Regions from separate parts of the Homo sapiens genome. Here region 2 is linked to region 1. The links are chromatin loops, found by intact Hi-C in ENCODE. Cell type or tissue: PC-9. All regions are shown on one strand.

The links. Peaks named below come from ENCODE experiments on the same cell type or tissue, not always from the same donor. Only the 100,000 strongest peaks of a DNase experiment are listed, where the experiment ranks them.
Region 2: it touches region 1 in a loop (9-fold over the local background); 1 of 110 quality-filtered maps calls a loop at or near these places.

What each region holds. Positions count from the first base shown.
Region 1 is chr2:10,716,733-10,719,232 of GRCh38, reverse strand. No RefSeq gene overlaps it. Among named protein-coding and RNA genes, the nearest start is that of ATP6V1C2, 3.6 kb to the left of the region's middle. In PC-9, no CTCF peak of the experiment used is centred here; DNase peaks (open chromatin) are centred at 1,442 and 2,452; H3K27ac peaks cover 1,919 bases.
Region 2 is chr2:10,895,087-10,897,586 of GRCh38, reverse strand. No RefSeq gene overlaps it. Among named protein-coding and RNA genes, the nearest start is that of KCNF1, 16 kb to the left of the region's middle. In PC-9, no CTCF peak of the experiment used is centred here; a DNase peak (open chromatin) is centred at 1,266; H3K27ac peaks cover 559 bases.

The DNA.
Region 1 (2,500 bases):
TCGGGAGGCTGAGGCAGGAGAATGGCGTGAACCCGGGAGGCGGAGGTTGCAGTGAGCCAAGATTGCGCCACTGCACTCCAGCCTGGGCGATAGAGCGAGACTCCGTCCCAAAAAAAAAAAAAAAAACTAGCTGGACATGGTGGTACGCACCTGCGGTCTCAGCTGCTAGGGAGGCTGAGGCGCGAGAATCACTTGAACCTGAGAGGCAGAGGTTACAGTGAGTCGAGACCATGCCACTGTACTCCAGCCTGGGTGACAGAACAAGACTCCATCTCCAAAAACAAAAAACAAAACAAAACAAAAACAAAAACACACAAATAACTTCTGGACATCATCTGATTAAGAAAATAATAAGGACCTACAGTGTTCCTTGTCTTCCTCAAAATCTTCCTACTCAAAATCTAAAATCTTTCTGGTCTTTCACATCTTAAGTTTCTTGTTTCATAGCTGAATTTATAATGGATGATGTCTACTGCTGCAGGGGTAGCTTGATATTTTTCAAATAACTTTTTATCTGCTTATATAGGTAATTCTCTCCTTTTCTTTTCTCCAACAAGAATGAGCTTGAAATTTCTGTTTTTTAAAAAGAATTTGGCAAACAGAGAAGTATAAGGAAGAAAATAAAAATTACTTGTAATTCTATAATTAGCTGCTGTTAACATTTAAATTCTTTATTACCATTAATGCATATTCATGTATAGATGCAGATTTCTTTGCATGATTGAGATTATATATTATTCATAAATCTTGGCATTCTGCTGTTTGCTTTCTAAAGATCAAAAAAGTTATCAAATGTATCTTATCAGTAAAGGATAATCCAATGTCATCAGAGTTTACCACAGCTCAGAACTTGAGTAAGATTCTGAAGCCAAATAAAGATGCCTTGTTAAACAACTTACATCTTGAAAAGGTGGCAAGGCGGGCGGGAATCTTGTCCAAGAGGTTGTTTGATTTGCATTTCTCAAAGGCAACCACATGTGTACTTACCAGTTTTGAGCTAACTTGTGTTTTTCTCTCACAAAGATCAGCCTTTAACAGATAAATAGGGAGAAAACAACAAAAAGTTCTGGAGCCTGCTCCCTTGGTATATTAAAAGAGTATGATTTAGCATTTACACTGTATAAGGAAAGTATTTTTCTTCCATATTTCAACCTGAAGCACCATTTAGCAACCCATTTTCTGTCCCCTCCCTATACAACTTTAAAGTTTCTGAAATCTGCTGCTAAAAGACTTAAAAGTTTGTGTGCCTTAATCACTGCTTTTAAAATACTCCCCAGGTTATGAAAAATATAGTACCCAGGTCATAATAAACACCATCTCTTCCCAGGAATAAAGGCTGGGGAGGAAATGCCAGGAGTCTTGAGTCATCTGCAGCTTATTATGAATTTGGCTTTAGTTAGTTACTTCTGAAATGTTTCTGCAGTTGGCACTGATCGTGCATTGAGCCAGCTGAAGTCTGTGCAACATTGAACAGTCCCGTCAGGTTTGGGAACCAGAAGGGTGAGGCTGGCCTCGTTGGTCTGTTGTCCTCTGGCCACTCCCAGCTGACATATTTTGAACTTCTTTATTACTTCATAGCCATCCGAAGATGATGCCCTTTCCAAATCAGCCCAGATATCCTTGAATCTCAATCAGCTCACGTGGGTTGTTCTGGCTTTTGCTGAGAAGAGCCCTGGGGAGTTTTTCTATGGGGACAGATCTATAGTACAGAAAAATGCAAGTAGAATTGTCCCTTGCAAGTCAATACGGTGCTGTAGAAACAGATTAGGCTTTGAAATCAGACAGTCAGAAAAGCCGCTTACACTTGCTATGTTTCAGGTTTCCCAGCTGAAAACAAAGGAGCAAGATTATGCCTGCTTTTTAGGCTTGTTATGAGGATAAGATAGAACAGCATTTCTGGTGAGAGCAACCGAATAAGAGCTCCCCTCACTTCTCCCTCTCCTGCTTTCTTAGGTTTCTTTACGGTTTTACATATTAAGTGCAGCACATTGTAATAATCTCTCGAAATCATCTACCATCCTTCTTCAGGGCCCAAAGTCCTCTCATCTGTATTTTCTTTTTCACCCAAAAAGCCTTTGTGATTTTAGGACAGCCATTGTTATCATTGTCACTGTTTTGGTCAGAGAAATTAAGGCCAGGGAATTCTCAGGATTTGTCCTAGTGTACACAGACAAGGAGAAGTCACCTCTGCTCACTTCCTCATCTAACAAGTTTTTTTTTTCCCCCCACAATATTTGCCAGGCACTGTGGAGCATGCAAAAATAAATCAGCATTTTCATACTAGTACTAGAGCAAAGCAAGTCTGATAAACAGAATACTGAGCAGTTCCAACTCACTAAGGTCTGAACACAAAACACTAAGCAGGATGTGATATGTGCATACACACGAGGTGTAGACATACCAGGAAGACCATGATCCTCTTTCACAGATGAGGAAGCAGGCTCAAGGAGATTAACTGAGCTGATCAAAGCACACTTAGTGGTAGAACCGGGTCTTGAAC
Region 2 (2,500 bases), 180 kb before region 1:
GTATGATATGAAGAATTGCTATCACTGCACATATTTTTCATAATATTGGGTTTCAAAGGGACCTAGGAAATCAGATACACATTTCTTCACTTCCCAGCACCAATAGATGTATAAGCTTTAATGTCCCAGTCTGTAACAATGTGCTAACAGTCAGATGGAAAAGGAAGTAGAAAGAAGTTAGGTGTTGGGAAGATGCTTCTGTCCCTATTGTTTTCTTTTGGCTTTGCATATGCACTAACGTAGCTTTGCTCACTGTGTCTGCCTCTCCTACGTTCATTCCACCTGCCCCACCAAGCATGTAGTAGCTATGGGGTCTGGATAGGATTGGCCCCATCTCCATCTTCAGAGGGAGTCCTATCAGTCTAAGCCACTCTCATCATTCTCTTGACATATACATCTCTGTATTAGTCCATTTTCACACTGGTAATAAAGACATACCCGAGACTGGGCAATTTACAAAATAAAGTGGTTTATTGGACTTACAGTTCCACATAGCTGGGGAGGCCTCACAATCATGGTGGAAGGCAAGAAGGCAAGTCACATGTTACATGGATCGCAGCAGACAAAGGGAGAGAGCTTGTGCAGGGGAACTCCTCTTTTTAAAACCATCAGATCTCGTGAGACTTATTCACTATCATGAGAACAGCACAGGAAAGAGGTGCCCCATGATTTAATTACCCCCCACTGGGTTCCTCCCAAAACACGTGGGAATTCAAGATGAGATTTGGGTGGGGACACAGCCAAACCATGTCAATCTCCCTTGTCTTCATTATTGTTTTGGGGAAAGACAAGTGGCCCAGTCTCAAACCACTCAGGGTATTTCCCTGGCCATGGTGATGAGGAGTGGACAGAAGCCAAGTTGTTCCAGTTGAAATGTAACAAAAGATTTTTGTTTGATTGTTGAGGCAAGAAAAACTCCCTCTTCTTCTGGATAAGGACAAGAAAGCATGATTCTCTGGAGGCTGTGGCACTCATCTCGCAACCATAAGGAGAGCCAGGCTTCAGATGAAATGTATGTGGTCAAAGGCAGGATGGAGAGACACACTTAGATGTTGTCCTCTTGAAATACTAGATCAAACTGATCCTGAAGCCTGAACTATGTCTGGATTTTCTAGTCACGTGAGCCCATACATTCCTTTATTGCTTAAACCACTTTGCGTTGGAACTGTCAGCATCCCCATTACCAAATTTTGTACAAGGAAATGTGATCATTACAACAAAACTTAAAATCTGTAATTGGTTGAATAGAAGCTGGCAAGTAGCAGTGTCCCAGGTTGGAATGTTGGCGTTCTTGTTTTGCAGGTGTTTAATAGTTATTTGTGGTTTGGGGAGATACAAGCATGCTTGGTCAAGGCTATACCATCAGGGAACACAGAAGAGAAGGATTAGAATGTCAGGGTGATGCCAGGCGCGGTGGCTCACGCCTGTAATCCCAGCACTTTGGGAGGCTGAGGCGGGCGGATCACGGGGTCAGGAGTTCAAGACCAGCCTGGCCAACATGGTGAAACCCCGTTTCTGCTAAAAATACAAAAATTAGCCGGGTGAGGTGGCGGGCGCCTGTAATCCCAGCTACTCGGGGGGCTGAGGCAGATAATTGCTTGAACCCGGGAGGTGGAGGTTGCAGTGAGCCGAGATCGTGCCACTGCACTCCAGCCTGGGCGACAGAGCGAGACTCTGTCTCAAAAAAACAGAAAACAAACAGAATATCAGGGTGACTTGGCTGCTTCTTGCAGTCTTCCCTGAGGTCCTACAAGGAGACAAAGACAGGATTCAAAGGATCCCATCCAAAAGCAGAAAATATAACTTTGATTAAAAAAATAAGCTAAATATCCAATAATATTTATTTATTTAATAATATTTAGCTTATGATTAAAACTTTGTATCTCTGCTCTCTTAGCAAAATTAGACTGCCATCCTAAAATGCCTAAGGCCCGAGAATTTGGAGTTTTTGGAGTTAGAGAAGCCAAATTATTTTCCCAAGATGTTATTGAGGGCAGGAAGTGCAACAGAGGAGAAAATCCAGTTGGAACCTCTGTTCCTTTTCCTTGGACCCATTGGGCATAGCTAGAGACACAGCAAATGCTATGGCCATGGCCACTGGGCATTTTGGAAGCAGGCCGATCTGTCTACTGCAGGTGCTGTTGCCTCTTCTCATAGCTGATCTTGGAACAGGCTTTTTAGGGTGGAGTGGGAGGGAAGGCAGGGAGAACAGGACAGGTTGAACCTGAGGCCTGGGAGGGCAAAAATAAGAAGAGAAAGTCCACTAGAAGGATCTAGGAAGGATGAGAAAAGTTCCAGTGACCAGGAAATAATTCATCCCTGACTAATTGTTCCCTATCGCCCATTCCCACTGGAGGACAGTCTGGGTGGAAGCACTAGTCATGGGAGACCGAGCCCCCAGTCCGGTACCTTCAGGAGGTAAGACATCCTGGGGCTCAGGTTATCCTCTGAAGGCTCCCAAGGCCATGTAGCAGGAAGGAGAACACAAATATGGTATACA